Linked DNA regions of Homo sapiens: regions 2 and 3 are each linked to region 1. Evidence: read pairs that join two places in POLR2A ChIA-PET (ENCODE). Cell type or tissue: CD4-positive, alpha-beta T cell. All regions are shown on one strand. Each heading gives the region's core, and the rest is flanking DNA. Links, peaks and the distances in the headings are about the cores only. Region 1 holds the start of PSMA4 (proteasome 20S subunit alpha 4). Region 2 has its middle 13 kb from the start of SKIC8. Region 3 overlaps IREB2 (iron responsive element binding protein 2).

The links. Peaks named below come from ENCODE experiments on the same cell type or tissue, not always from the same donor. Only the 100,000 strongest peaks of a DNase experiment are listed, where the experiment ranks them.
Region 2: POLR2A ChIA-PET joins it to region 1 with 9 read pairs; 4 of 35 experiments call an interaction of 5 or more read pairs at or near these places.
Region 3: POLR2A ChIA-PET joins it to region 1 with 8 read pairs; 8 of 35 experiments call an interaction of 5 or more read pairs at or near these places.

The regions. Positions count from the first base shown.
Region 1 is chr15:78,537,475-78,542,780 of GRCh38, reverse strand. PSMA4 (proteasome 20S subunit alpha 4) reads right to left here and starts at 2,337. Exons shown (of 9, transcript NM_002789.6): 1 at 2,242-2,337; 2 at 851-876; 3 at 562-604; 4 at 136-298. The coding sequence starts at 853. RefSeq lists enhancers at 1,189-2,081, 2,190-2,299 and a silencer at 1,840-2,109. In CD4-positive, alpha-beta T cell, for the core only: no CTCF peak of the experiment used is centred there; DNase peaks (open chromatin) are centred at 2,070 and 2,360; H3K4me3 peaks cover 2,401 bases; H3K27ac peaks cover 2,329 bases.
Region 2 is chr15:78,310,324-78,315,629 of GRCh38, reverse strand. No RefSeq gene overlaps it. Among named protein-coding and RNA genes, the nearest start is that of SKIC8, 13 kb to the right of the region's middle. In CD4-positive, alpha-beta T cell, for the core only: no CTCF peak of the experiment used is centred there; no DNase peak of the experiment used is centred there.
Region 3 is chr15:78,458,805-78,464,110 of GRCh38, reverse strand. IREB2 (iron responsive element binding protein 2) reads right to left here. Exons shown (of 22, transcript NM_004136.4): 3 at 1,024-1,189. Among named protein-coding and RNA genes, the nearest start is that of IREB2, 23 kb to the right of the region's middle. In CD4-positive, alpha-beta T cell, for the core only: no CTCF peak of the experiment used is centred there; a DNase peak (open chromatin) is centred at 2,430.

The DNA of each region.
Region 1 (5,306 bases), core at 130-5,129:
AAGAGGTTTCAAGCAAAATAAAGGCACAATTTCAATTCTACCACATCGCACGGAAGAGCCCTCCCAAATTACATAGATCCCACTTATGTGAGAAAGTGAGATTTTTTTTAAACTCTTTCCTAAAATCTCACTTACTCATTGAGTTTATAAATTTTTTCAGAAAAAAAGACTTCATCAAGAAGCTTGTGGATGTTGCGTCTCTCTGCTGCAAGCAAAACACCATCATTTGCTAAAATTCCCAAACAGGTGCCTGCATGTCCAATAGCTTCCATGGCATATTCAACTTGGTATAAGCGACCTACAAAACAAAAGCAGTGAGAAGCCAAGACTCTCCTCTGTGCTCCTGCACCACTGGCCCAAAAGAAATCAGCAATGAAGCAAGCTAGAAACAAATTTCCACTTTCACTCTTCTATGGTATAATCAACCTGGTGATGATAATTGCTTCAAAGTACAAAAAGGATGAACTTTGCAACTACCAAAAAAAGTTTGTAATTTTTTTTTCTAAAAGTCTAACACATTTATTTTTAAACTTGAGGCAGATTAAACAATTTCTATTTTACCTTCTGGAGAAAATATAGTGGTCCTGGAGTCATATCTTCGAGACTGCAAAGGAAAAACACATGAGTGATTCCTACCCACTGAAAGTAGGCCAACTCCTGCAAGCCTACAAATGATCTTACAAAACCTATCCTGGTATACAAAGTTCAATAGGTGAGAGGAAACTGACAAGAAAAAAGGCACCTTCTCACTGCTTTCCTTCTATTTCAATTTTCCCACTCAAGTCTGTAAACTGAGTACAAGCAATACTGTTTATCAGGCAACCGTTTATTGGCATGTGTATTAACTCACCATGTTTTCTGAACTTTATATAGTTCCTGTAAAAAGAAAATCAGATCATCATTAAAATAAGATTCACAAATTAAAAAGCATTTGCTGACTTTACAAATCTGTTTTATTTACTCCCTTTATTCAGCTAAGTGTCAGGCATTATGCTAGATGCTGGAATACCAAAATGTGTAAAACCAGTTCCTGTCCTGAAAAGCTAATACTGGCAGTTAGGTGAGAGAGGCAGTCATAGATTATAATGTGGAAAGAGGAACCGGGGGTAGGGTGGGAAAAGGGATGATGAAAGAATCAAGAAAGTATTTTTTGAGAAATCGATACAGAAAATGAAAGTAAATCAGAGATGGGAGAGGCAGAAATAAGGCTGAGAACCCTTGGGTCTAAGAGAAAGAACAGGGGAAGAAAGAAGGGCATTCCACACAGAGCAGAAAGTATGAACAAAGGGTACGGAGGCAGGATAGTTTAGTGGGCATGAGATAAACTGCTGATGCTTTTAAAATATATATAAATAAGAGCTAAGCGAGTATCCAAATCACGCAGAGCCTTGAAAGCCAAGGCAAGAGGCTGAGGCCTTCTCCAGAGAGTGATCTGGGTCCTGAACTTGGGGGTGGAGGCAGTTATCTTGGGCACCATCAGTACCATTCGTGCAAAAGGCAATACTAGGTGTTCAGCGTTATTTGGTAAAGCCTCAGTCCAAGGCCCACATTTCCAAATACTGGAATATAGGGAATCAAGACTGGAAAGGTAAGCTGGAATCAAATCCTGGAGAGCCCGCGTGCCCAGGTAAAAACAGAATTTTATCTCTCAGCCAATGGGGCTCCTCTGAATGATTCCCAAGGCCCACAGGAACTGATTGGCATTTTAAATGATCACTCTGGCTGGTGAGAGACCGAGGGCAGCGAACTGGTTGAGGTAATTGCAATAGGAATGGTGCAAAGTAAGGATGGCACAGAGCAGAGAAGCAGGGAGGACACAGAGACACTCGCCGGGGATTTCTGATTCGAGCTTTAAGCACAACTTTCTGTTGTCTCCACGCCTGACGCCGGGCACAGCACTATTTTGAGTTCACCGGCACCTCCGGGAGAGCTAACTTTCACGTACCGAACTCCTGAGGACGGAAGCCACCCCAACTCTCGGTCCTGCCCACAGACCCCCACCCTCAGCCCGCCCCCTCGCGGGCCCCGGCGTCCAGGCTTGGCACTGGGAAGCCCCCGACGGCGGCCGGCGGGGGCCATTCCCGGCGGTCGGTCCGTCACAGAGGAGGCGGTGCAGAGTCATCGTGCCCACGGCTCCTCGGCGGCAACTGCAGGCCGGGACCGACTGTCTTGACGTTCACGACCCCCGCCCAATGGGAAAGCGGCCAAGCTTCCGCGGGCCCCAAGGGGCCAAAGGCTCACCAGATGGAAGACCCTGAAGACCTGAGATGTCCACGGAGCCCTTAACTCCACGGAAGAATAAACCACCACCGCTCACCGAATAACCGCTGCTAATATGGCCCCCGCGCATGCGCAGAACCGCTGGGTTGGGGCGGGGGGAGCGGGACGGCCGAGGACGCGGAAGTCCTTCTTGCGGGGCGGAGCTAGAACCCGTGCCCCTCGTGGGAGCTGGGTCGCGGGGGTGCTGAGGCTCTGGGGCGCTGCAGCTTAGGCTAGGGTCCTCAGCAGGTGGAGGAGTTGCTGTGCCATGGGGAAGAGGGCAGGAAGACAGTAGCCAACCAGGAGGTGGAATAGCTAATTTCTTTCTCTTACCCTTGGCGCTCTCCTTTCATTTTCTCTTCACTATTCAGACCTAGGATAGCAAATAGTGTGGACCGGCTTCTTAATTGCTATCATTCCTGTCCTGTTTCCCAAAATGGTTCCAACCACATGAGACTTTACCCCTCTCATCACCTTCCTTTTTCATTCTGGCTTTCACTTTTACTGCTGATGCATACATTTTGGACATACACATTATGATGAGGAAGGCCGGGTGGCTCATGCCTGTAATCCCAGCACCTTGGGAGGTCGAGGCGGGTGGATCACCTGAGGTCGGGAGTTCGAGACCAGCTTGGCCAACATGGTGAAACCGTCTCTACTAAAATTAACAAAAATTAGCCGGGTGTGTGGTGCACGCCTGTAATCCCAGCTACTTGGGAGGCTGAGGCACGAGAATCGCTTGAACTCGGGAGGCGGAGGTTGCAGTGAGCCGAGAGTGCGCCACTTCACTCCAGCCTGAGACTCCATCTCAAAAAAAAAAAAATTATGATGAGGGTCGAGCATGGTGACTCATGCTTGTAATTACACCGCTTTGGGAGGCTGAGGCAGGAGGATGGCTTGAGGCTAGGAGTTTGGAGGCTGCAGTGAGCTATGATCGCACCACTGCACTCCAGCCTGGGTGACAGAGAAAGACACTGGCTCTAAAAATTAAATTAAAAAAAATTATGATCAGGTTCACACTTTTGGGGGAATTTTCACCTTGGTCTCTTTCTCTGCTTTTCACCAGTCAGAAAGGATTTCCCTGACCAGCACAGTTAAAGCAATACCCTACCGTCAGCATATACTCGCACCATTTTATCTTCTTTACTGAAATTGTCATACTTGTTTCTGTGTTCATTATCCATCTCTCCACCTTTTTGCTCATTCAGCCTCGGTCCGTATGTAAACTATCTACTATGCATTTTAGGTTTTTTCAGGCTAGAAGGTTGACTAGATCTGGGTTAATATGAAGTCATCTGCTCACAGTCTCTCCCAAAAAGCAGCCCACTGGGCAGAAACTCCTCTTCATGTTGGTTGCAAAATTATTGGGGGATCTGGGCTTTGAAAAGGAGATAGCTTGGAAGTAAGTTACATTTTGAGGTCTCGCCTATCGTCTCTACTTTCCAAGCACACAGGGAAGTGAGCCAAGGCAAGATGGCAAAGAGCCACACGCAGGTGGTGCTCTGAAAGCATCCTCAGGTGGTGTAACTTATGGCATCTCTGAGGGCCCCTGCCTGCCACCTTAGTTCATTCTGCGGAATTCAGTGAACAGTCACTTTTAAGTGAGAGGTAGAATTTCTCAGGTCAAGAGAGGGATTCCTTGAGAAAAAGGGCAAGAGAAGAATGAGTCTGACAAGTGTGGGTGACTGAGTAGTTCGGTCTGATCTGAATGGAGGAGATAATACAGGAAGTAAGGAAAGGCATTTGAGGCCTAAGTGTAGAGTGCCTTTAATGCCAGAATTTGTTTTGGTCAGTAATGGGAAGACAGGATTAAAGTGATGTTTTAGGATGATGAACCCTCAACATCTCTCATCCCACATGTTCCTCTTACAATGTGCCACAGATGGTTCCCACTGAGAGGTTCTGTGTCCCCTTATTCTGAATCTGGGTGAGCCTGTGACTACAATGGAAGTGATATCATGTGACTTCCAAGAGCAAATCACAAATGGTGATATGGTTCTGTCTTGTCCTCTTGGGATGGTCGTTCTTGGGACCCAGGCACTGTGCTGTGAGGAAGCAAAGGCCACATGGAGAGGTGTTTGGCCAACAGCCTAGATGAAGTCCCAGTGTCACCTGCCAGACAGCTGAGTGAAGATTCCTCCAGATGATCCTAGTACCCAGTTGTAACCAGGCAGCTTAGCTTCAAACTGCATTAAAAATTTTTTCCCCTTTTCCTTGGGTTTAAAGATATAACCTTGAAGCAAACTGCAGAAACCTTTTCTAGAGTCCACATCCCTCCCTTTCTCATTGTATATACTCCCTTCACATTTATCCAACTGTCTACTAGTATCTAATTATGTGTCTTCTTAGAAGTTCCAGGGGTCAATCCTGAGACACACAGACCAAGTCTGGAGACCCAGCTGCAAAGTTCCAGAGATTACTTCAAGACAGCTAGTTAACAACCTGGCTGTTGTTGAAATGCCATCAGCCCAGGGTCCAGGTGGACCAGGACCCAAGATAGCCACCAGAATAAGACACACAGACACTGTACTCAGCCCAGTTCTTGTCTGCCTTCCTTATCAAGTTTTCCCTTTTTAAACCCCTGCCTTCTTCCTAAAAATAGAAGCCGTTAATTTGGATAGGAATCCGATTGCTTTCCCTTTACTATTTTTGGCTAATAAATTCTGTCTTTCTATTATACCTCACCCTTGTCAATTGGACTCTGTAAGAAGCAAGTGTTCGGTTACACAGTGATTGAGTCTCTCCCAGGCATCAAATCTCTCCCAGCCTTAAAGTCTTCCTAGCTGAGGCCCCAACACTGGGGGGAGCAGAGACAAACTGTCCCAGGGCCTGCCTGAATTCATGACTGCCAGAAACCATGAGCTAATAAAATGATTAAAGTTTTAAGCCACAATTTTTTTTGGTCATCACACAGCAATATATGTAACCAGAGTTTTTATCTGCCTACATAATATGAAGTGCAGAGGTTAGGGAGACTAAGAATACCAGAAAGTAAAGTTCTGTTGTAGTCCAGGGGCGCTAAAAGCCTGAACAGAAGAAGGCACTTG
Region 2 (5,306 bases), core at 215-5,214, 230 kb after region 1:
TGGCTCACAGCAGCCTCAAACTCCTGCCTCAGCCTCCCAAATAGCTGGGACCACAGGTGCATACCACCATGCCTGGCTAATTTTCTTATTTTTTATAGAGACAGGGTCTTGCTATGTTGCCCAGGCTGGTGTTGAACTCCTGACCTCAAGCAATCCTTCTGCCTCAGTCTCCCAAAGTTCTGGGATTACAGACATGAGCCACTGAGCCAGCCTAAAGCCCCCTTTAAAATGCAGACACAGAGCAGGAAGAGTGGCAGAAAGGATGGAAGGAGTGCCAGCAGCCAGGAAGCCATAGCTGGCCACTCACGGAAAGCCAGAGCACAGTACTAGAGACACAGAAGGCTGTGGATGGGAGTGGGCATCTGGGGACTAGGCTCACATCCCCACTCTGCCCTGGCCCTCTTGGGGATCTTAGGTCAGCCATGTCCTTCCCTGAGACCTTACCTTTCAGCAGAATGAAAGACTCAAAACAGGAAGCAATGATCCTATCACTATTCGCTCCCGTTTATCAAGCACTCTCTGTAAGCCAAGCACTGCGCTAAGTGCTGCTGAGTCCTTGTCTTATTAATCTTCGTAACAGACCCAAGAAGAAATTGTCTTCATTTTACAGGTGAGGCTGGGCACGTGGCTCACACCTGTAACCCTAGCACTTTGGAAAGTCAAGGTGGGAGGATCGCTTTAGGCCAGAAGTCCAAGACCAGCCTGGGCAACACAGTGAGACCCTGTCTCTACAAAATAAATAAAAACTAAAATTTTTAAAAATACAGATAAGAAAACAGAGTTTCAATAGCTAAAGTTACTTTTCTTACAAGTGGCTGAGCCCAGGTTAGAACCCAACCTCGGGGCATGCTCCTGGCTTAGGGACAAGGATAAGAGGGGACCAGAGAACAGACAGAGAATTCCAGAGGCCCAGGTTCAGCCAGGAAGCGCAGGTCAAAGTGGGTCCCGAGTGGGGAGGCCCATTAGCCACCAGGCCCCTTGGCCCCTGGAGAGAGGCACAGCGCAGAGGGAAACAGCCCACCTCCCCGCAGGTCTTGCTGAAGACCCTCCATTCCCCTTCTGAATCTCTACCTCCAGCCCCTCCCACAACTGGGTCCCTTTGGCTCCTCCTGTAGGAGTAGCCTCACCCAGGTGGCCTTAATCTGGTGGTCATGGAAATTTCAACAGCCCTGGGCCCGGAGCCCAGCCTGCTCTGCCCTGCTCCCCAGAGCCCCTTTCTAGTTACATGTCCTGGAGCTAGGTCATGGGGCTGGGTCACCTCCCTTCAGCATCTAGAGACCCCGCTAGTCTGTCACCCGAGTGCATCTAATCCTGAGGCTCCCCCTCCTTCCTCTCAGAGTGGCTTTGTCCATCTCCACTCCAGGACCCGACAGGAGGAGCATAGAAAGAGCCCGTGAAGAACCCCGGACTGAGATGGCTGAGGGCTGGGGCCTCGGAGAAGGATTCCCAGGGCATTGGATGGCCACCTGGATTTGGAGATTCACAAAGGAGGGACATTGTTTGATGGGAGAGGAGGCAGATCATAAGGAGTGTGAGCATTGAGGCCAGAGAGGAGGGCCTCACGCCAGCCCACAGCCCTGAAAAGCCCATAGGATGCTGCCTGGATCTTAGAGTTGTGCACAGCAGAAGCCCCCAAGATCTGGTTGCTGAGAGTGGGGAGGTACAGGGCGGAGATCCTGTTGTGGGTTGGGTAGATATCGGAGGGTGAAGGAGTCCAGCATTGGAGCTGTCCTGGTTCGAAGATTCCTTCAGTCTTCTGCAGTCCTCCCGACCACAGCTCAGCAACAGGAGCAGGCTGGTGTTGAGGGGCGGCTGGGGCACCACACTGTGCTGCTGGGGCCCACTCTGCCTGCCCTGCATTTGGCTGTCCAGCTGTGGCTTGTACATCCCCTGGGACTGGAGGCTTATACCTCCAAGGCAGCCCCTACTCCTGTGGCATGGTTCAACCTGTGAGAAAGACCCTTCTTCCTATGAGTCCAGGTGCTTCTCTGTGGCCTGTCCCTAGAGCCTGGCCCCGTTCGAGGTCAGAGACTATATGCATTCCCTCGGACCAGCATAGCCTGACTGAGGTCTGCCCAGCAGGCCCAGCACCCACCCCGCCTCTGCCTCCCCGGTCTCTGCAGGCCAAGGATGCTGCTATTTTTTAGCCATTCCGTGGAGTATGACCTCCTCATCCCCCCGAAACACTGCCTCTCCTCTAGGACCTCAGCTCGGCAGGATCCCTGTCCTCCTGACTGAGTGCTCAGAGCGGATATTCTGCAGTCTAGGGGCCTCTATTACTTGGTTTCCCGTTCCCCACTGATTTGGCAGGAGCCTGGAATTGAAGTCCGTGGAGGATCTGGGTCAGTTTCTTTACATCTAGAGCTTTGCTCAGAGAATAACTCAGTTCTTCAGGCACAAGACACCCCCAATAGCAGTTACCCCCTACACCAATGTGATGAGTTCCCACAGACACCCCAGCCCACCCAGCACAGGCCCCTCACTGACCTCCCAGCCTCCAACAGGTCCCCTGGTTCCTGGCCTTCTCCCGACGGCTGCAAAAGGCTCTTTGGAGTGTCCCTATTCCACACCCCTTCTCACCCCTCAAGAAATCATCTCTGAAGGCAAGGGAATGAGAACTTTATTTGCACACCAAAAAAAAAAAATTGGCCGAATTTATCAAAACAGTGGATTATTTGCAATCATGGGTGCTTGGAAACTGTCTTAGCCTGGATTCCCCCTAAAGCAGAGCCTGAGACAAAGACCCCAAGCAGGGAGCTGTCTTAGGAATTCAATCCCAGAGAGCAGGAGTGAGGGGCAGGGGCGGAACAAAGGAAGAAGCAAAAGCCAGATCAAGGATGCACTGCTGAGTTGGCCACCAGCGCTGAAGGGCCTGTGTCAAGCATCTCAGAACTGTCCCTCAGGGGCCAAAGGGGGAAATATTTACTCATCAGCTTCAATCTCCCATTGGTCAAGGCTGTCCCACAGGCAACAATTCTTCTGGGTGAATGTGGAGTGATTCCCAGGGCAGGAAGATAGAGGTGGAGACTGGGGGAGGGGAGGTGCTGTCAGCTCACGCTTGGGCAGAGCTGGTTGAAACTTGTGCAGAACGGACCCCAGGGTAGTGGCTGTACTAAGAGAGAAGAGGCTGAGAAGATGTGACGTGATGCACATAAGCTGTCCTATGCAGTAGTCAGCTTCATCGCGTGTGACACAGGCAGCTCACAGCTAATGTGACAAGTCAGTGGGAAGGACACCATGGTCAAGAACAGCTGAAGTGGATCAGAAGGTCAAAACTGGAAGGAGGCTGGGCGTGGTGTCTCACGCCTGTAATCCCAGCACTTTGGGAGGCCGAGGCGGGAGGCTCACTTGAGGTCAGGTGTTTGAGACAAGCCCGGGCAACACAGGGAGACCCTATCTCTACAAAAATAAAAATAAAATAAATTAGCCAGGCATGGTGGTGCACACCTGTAGTCTCAGCTACTCAGGAGGCTGAGGTGGGAGGGTCGCTTGAGCCCTGGAGTTTGAGCTGCAGTGACAGTGATCACGCCACTGCACTCCAGCCTGGGTGACAGAGCAAGACTCTGTCTCAAAACAAAAACTGAAGGAGTCCCAGAGCCAATGGACTCACGGGACAGACAGCTAGGGAAACTGAGGTCCAGAGAGGGTTCAGGCAGAGGCAGGCTAGAGAGTCTCCCTTTCAGAGCCAGAGATGGTTCCTGAGGCCATCTGGGTGACTTGCCAGCTTCATGCCTGGCACACACTTAATGATCAAAACTAGGAATGATATCAACAGTGACAATAACAGTAATGGCTCCTGATGTGAGGTTCCGTGTTCTGGCTGCTAAGCCCCTCGGCCTCCAGGGGCACTTTGGGCGTAACTGCACAGCAAGGTCTCCACATGCTTTCATTCTTCTGCTATTAATTTTAGTGCAATGGCAGTCAAGGAGTAAAAGCAGTGCTTTCACCTGGATATGCCAGCTCTGGCACCAGGATGCACTGGAGACTCACATCTAATGGGGGGCCTGGACCTCAGCTCTCTCTCTGAGTTAAGGGCAGTGTGTGGAAGGAGCTTTGTGGTGAGGCTGTTCTAAAGCTACCTTTGGCTTCTTGAATTCCCTTTGTCCTTCAGAAGTGCATTCGATACAGGAGTCCTGGGACTTTCCCAAGCTTACCAGCTTGGGGCCAGCACCTGTTCACCCTGGCAAGAGATCCTGGGCTTAACCTGTGGCAGGAAGGGATTTCCAGGTTCTTTTGGAAACCTCACGGCGGTGAGTTCTCTTCCTAGAGCTCCTTTTGCCCCCTTGCCTCCCAAGTGCAGGCCCCTCTGGGTCAGCACTTCCCTGCAGTCCTGCCTTTCCCACCTGGCTCTCAATCCTTTGACCTCCCCCCAACCCCACCACCAACTTTGTAAATAAAAATCCCTATATTTTCAGCTCTTTCACGGTCCCTTATTCCAACCTTGCTGTCACCACAGCTGGCTCTCTGTAGAGGACAGCGGTTCCTGGCAGCCTCTGGAGGGGACACTGCAGGTGTGCACACCTGGATTGAGACTGACACCCCCAGCAACATAACAGAACCACTCAAGGGGATGCTGGAGCTGGTACATACCAGCTTACCAGAGCAGATTGTACATATTGGTCAGCAACTTCCTGTCCGTGGCGTGAAATAGCCCATGGGGCATGGTGGCAGGTGCCTGTAATCCCAGCTACTCGGGAGGCAGGAGAATCACTTGAACCCAGGAGGCAGAGGTTGCAGTGAGTCAAGATAGCTCCACTGCACTCCAGCCTGGGCCTGGGCAACAGAGTGAGACTCCATTTCAAAAATAAAAGAAATAGCCCATGGGAGCTGTATTTACACTATGGAAATCAGCAAATGCTATAAGCCAGGTTTAGGGTTTTTCTCTGAAGAGCCTGTTGTTAAACACCTACCAGCACACCATGAACCCCTGATTCTCCTCCTTCTGCCCCTTTGAGACTCTCACCATCCAGGCAGACCCCTGGCTATGTTTGAATGTGTCCCCCAAAGTTCGTGTGTTGGAAACTTAATCCCCAAAGTGACAGTGTTAGAGGTGGAACTTTTAAGAGCTGATTAGGCCGTGAGGATGCCACCCTCATGAATGGATTCATGCTGTTATAGTGGGAGTGGGTTCCTTATAAAAGGACAAGTTCAGCCCCTCTTGCACTCTCTCTCTCTCTCTCTGTCTCTGTCTCTCCTCGCCTTCCCCCATCACCCTGTCTCTCCCTCTCCCTTCCTTGCCCTTCTGCCTTCTGCCATGGAATGACACAGTAAGAAGGGCCTTATAAGACACCAGTAACTTGATCTTG
Region 3 (5,306 bases), core at 129-5,128, 79 kb after region 1:
AGGTTAAGAGAGAATGGGACTAGAACCACAATGACAGTGATAGAGATGGAAAGAAATAATTGGACACAAGATATATTTAAAAGGTAGCACTGACAGAGCTTGCTGATAGACTGGGTTAGAGGGTATTAAAGAAAGAGAAAAATCAAGGCTAACTCCTAGATTTGAAGCCTAAACAAATGGGAGTGTATGGTGCCATTTACTATAACAGAAAAGACTTAGAAAGAAATAGGTGAGTTGAGATAGACAATCAAAAACTCAAGTTTTGATGGCTGGGTACGGTGGCTCATGCCTATAATCCCAGAGCTTTGGGAGGCAGAGGCAGGAGGATCGCTTGAGCCCAGGAGGTTGAGGCTGCAGTGAACTATGACTGCATTACTGCACTCTCGCCTAGGTGACAGAGTGAGACTACCTCAAAATAAAATCAAGTTTTCAATATGTTAAGTTTGAGAAACCTATTGAGAGATCATAAGAAGGTAGTTAAACAAAAGCAGTTTTTGAATAAATGGTACAAAACAGTGCCTAATTTTTAATGAATTGCTTCAGTTTAGAAAGGGCAAAATTTTTAAGTTTATAAACTAACCTTAAAAAAACAAACAAAAACAAAACAAAACAAAAAAACACAGAGCCATCCATTAGGAAGTCTGATTTTTTATTTTATTTTTTATTTTTAGAGACAGGGTCTTGCATTGTCACCCAGGCTGGAGTGCAGTGGTGTGATCACAGCTCACTGCAGCCTCAACCTCCTGGGCTTAAGTAATCCTCCCACCTCAGCCTCCAGAGTAGCTGGGACTACAGGCATGCACCATTACATTCGGCTAATTAAAAAAATTTTTTTGTACAGACAGCGTCTCACTATGTTGCCCAGACTGACTGCAAACTCCCAGGCTCAAGTGATCTTCCTGCCTTGGCCTCCCAAAGTACTGGGATTAGAGGTATGAACAACCACACCTACCCAAGAGTCTGTATTTTAAAAAGGAAACACACTCTAAGAGTTCATTCACAAAAAATAAACCCATTACTCACGTAAAATCTTGAAGAAGAACACGGGCAGGGAAAAAGGGCACTTCAACATTGCTTTGTTTGGTTTTCCAGTCTAAAATGTTCATAACATCTTCCTTCTTCATTAAAAAGCCATCACAATTTCGTACAGCAGCTTCCAACAAGACCCGTATTGAGTAAGGCAGAACATCTGATTCAAGAAAATATTACTATTAATAAGCAAACAGTCATACCTATATATTATTTTTAAAATGCCATAGCAAAAAGTTAGACAAAGACAAAAATGCACTGTTTTCTCAATTTAAACAATTCATTTTTAGTCTGACAAACTAGAGTGTAACACCATTCGTGTTAACATCAGGTGTTTTGTAACTGACTTTCCTGTACATAACCTCAAAGCCTTGAAAAAAGCAGAGATAAAAACCTTCATACAAGAGCTGCATTAATTTAGGAATATCATACTGCAACTATGACAAATACTTCATATTCAAGGAATTCACAGAAAAACTAAAAAAAAGCACAGAATATCAGAATTCAATTCAATAATGCAGACATCCCCTGGTATGGCAAAAAGAAAATGATTAAACTGTATAAATGTCTGTAATAAATTTAAAATTTTCCATCAAAAATGATTAAAGTTTAAAAGTAAATTGGAATGCCTGAGTGAGTAAAATTCATTTCACGAAAACTTTGATTCACTCTTAATTACTTCAAGGACACAATTGAGAAAGTGATTTCAATATTTTAAAATTTTCAATCATATTAAATTCTCACACCAGATTGTGCCACACAAAAGTGTTTCCTTAGGATTTAAAGAGAAGACTGAATTAATATGGGGTTAGTTGAATAAATCACTGTAATCCACACAATGGATTACCATGCAGCTGTTTAAAGGAGTGAAGAGTTACATGCTGATAAACAGTGAGCTCCAGAATATATATCATTAAGAGAAAAAGCAGGGCAGAACAGTGTTTATAGTATGCTAACTTTCCTGTAAGAAAGAGAGTTTAAAAACATATCCATAATATATTATTTTAAAATAAACATAAGATCATCAAATGTGTATTATGAGAAATATAATTTTAAAAATATATTAGCATGCATATTTTAACAAAAAGAAACAACGAAAGGATAAACAAAAAAACTAAGCATATATCTCACACGGTATTTCCACTGTACTTCCTTATTGGGAGTACCTTTTTGGTACAAAAAGGTATCACAAAGAAAGAAAACTATATTCAGTCATTAGTGCTGCTATTCAGAGATTGTGACTGGTGTAACAAGCAGCAAGCAAAAAAGTACTTTTTGTTACTATGGTTTCAAGAGCACAGAAGTATAAAATCAGAGTAGCTAATGAGAGCTAAAGTAACACTAAGTATTTTTTTGTTATTTCACAGGAGCGTTTGCATTTCCTGCTCACTGGGTGAGGTGGAGGGGGGCGAGGAGGAGGAAGTATGCAGAGAGAAGACTTCTGTGCCTGTGAGTTACATTAGTTCAGATTGTCTAACCATTGTTCTATATATGTAATTTAGTTAATACTGTTGTGTGTAAAGGATAAACAACTCCTAAGGCTCAAAGTATGTTAAAAGTAGAGGCAGTAAAATAATCCGTTTTTAAACATCCTTTTTTTTAGGAAGGCCTGTCTTCTGGGAGTGGTATTTGTTAACCTACTTCTAAGAGCTAGATGCAGTAATGTACTTAGTCACTGAAATGATAGAAGAGGGAAAAGGGGTGAAGGGTAAGGCTCTTTACTAGTGTCTCCATATCCAGAGGACAGGTTTTAGATTTTAACCATAGGTCTCTATGTGCATTTTTGGTAACTCATCTGTTTACTGTGAACAAAGTTCAATCTTTATTTTGCAACATCTAAGCTTTATAGATGTCCTGAGGTGACAATGTATGATAAAAAGCAGAGATAGTGAGTTAGCCAATTTGTAAATATCTTGGTATAATTGATGGAAAAGACGCATCTTGAACATGGAACTGTTAAACCACCTAGGTAGGGTGTATCAGGACTCATTCAATAGGTTGGCAGCTGAACGGCAGAAGGTAGCTTTGGGGTTCTGAACTAATAAATGTTCATGATATGTGAAAAAGCATGATACATACTGTATGATCTCAATCACATAAAAATGGATGTTATGTATATACACACACAAGACCTAGAAGGGCATGTCAAACTGCTTATGATTGTGGATGACTCTGTTCCTCATTTCTTGTGTTTTTCAGTTTCCAATAGCGCACGTTAATTTTTTTTAAAATGAAGCTTATTTTTAAAATCTGGAAAAAAAAATCACAGTAGCCAAGTTAAGTCCTTACATTTCAATTATAAACATGGATACGAACTCATGATTTATTTTTCTCTTCCTAAAAATTAGGTATTTTCTAGCTCTGTCACTGAAAATGCCTAGAATAACAACCCAACAGTAACAAACCCTTAACAACTGTTTGTTGTTTCTAAAAACTATTTCCTAAACACACACAACAGAACAGTTTTTCAGAGAAATGACTGATTCTAATCTGGAGAAGGATTTGTACAAAATGAGCCTGGATATCTTGTGTCCGAAACCAAAGAAGTTATCAAAGACTAATGGGGACACTAACGGGTCAATCTGAGCATCAAAATGAGTAATAACTATAATTCACCAAAATACATCAAATATATAAGTAGCCCTTAGTTCATAATGACTCTTAAAAAACCTTTCATTGATCACCAATGAGAGTTGCTAGGGCATCAACTCATTACTCTGAAAACTGACAAATAAAGGGGGAAAATCAATAGTTAATATTATCTTTCCTCCTTTCAGGTAACCAAATAGACAAAAGTACTTTGTTATAGAAGAATTACAGCTAGTAAATGTGGAAGAAACGATGTAATCTGAAAGATCACCAATGTGCAACACCTAATGAAATAATGGATCTAGATAATGGTCACAAATGGGTGCTAAAATCATTAGGATTTATGTGGATGGCGCGCTTACAAGCTGGTAACACTCATACCCACTTAGCATCACCAAAAGTAAGATATTAGAGATATTATTTGCCTCCTGATGAAACAAAAAACTACATGTTCCAACTAGGAAGTGTTCTCGCAAAAATAAGAACACTTACTATCTTGCAAAAATAAACCTGAATCTAATTAAACCTCTAGCTCTAACTTCCAGTTAACTGAAAACATGGGGGTTAGTAGGAAAGTAAAATGAAACCCCAAAGAAGCTATCAGCCAAATCTAGAATGTGGGACATTCTACAGGATAAAGAACCTAGGTTTTTCAACATAAAAATGGCACGAAAAAAGAGGAGAGGAAGACTATTACAGATTACAAGAAACTTAAAAGACGTAACAACCAAATACTGTGTTGGCCCTATTTGGATACTGTTTCAACAAACCAAATGTAAAAATGTATTTTTGAGATAACCAGAAAAATCTGAATACGAACTCAGTTTTAGATTTTATTAAGTGGCCAGGCACGGTGGCTCACCGCCTGTAATCGCAAAATTTTGGGAGGCCGACGTGGGTGGATCACTCGAGGTCAAGAGTTACAGACCAGCCTGACCAACATGGCGAAACCCCGTCTCTACTAAAAATACAAAAATTAGCCTGGCATGGTGGCATGCACCTGTAATCCAAGCTATTCAGGAGGCTGAGGCTCAAGAATTGCTTGAACCCAGGAGGCAGATTCTACACCGAGCGGAGACCTTGCCACTGCACTCCAGCCTGGGCAACAGAGCGAGACTCTGTCTCAAAAAACAAAAAACAAAAAAACCAAAACAAACAAACAAAAAACCCAATTATATTAAGGGATTACTTAATTTTGTTAGGTATAACAATGGCACTGTGATTTTTTAAAAGTCCTTTTATATAACAGCTATGCATATGGAAGAATATTTACAGGTTAAAATATGGTAAAATATATGAAACAAAAGATTGGCAAAATGCTGATAAATGGCTGACAATTACATGGTGGGTTACAAAAGTATTCTCACGCTACTTTTTTTTCCCGTTAAGAATATACTTATTGGCCAGGTATGGTGGCACATACCTGTAATCCCCGCACTTTGGGAGGGGGGACTGCTTGAGTCCAGGAGATCAAGACTAGCCTGGGCAACATGGTGGAAACCCCATCTCTACTAAAAATACAAAAAACTAGCCAGGTATCCTGGTGTGAGAGTGTGGCTCCAGCTCCTTGGGAGGCTGAGATGGGAGAACCACCTGAGGCTGGGAAGTCAAGGCTGATCTTGCCACTGCACTCCAGCCCGGGAAATGGGAGTGAGACCCTGTCTCAAAAAACAACAACAAAACGAATA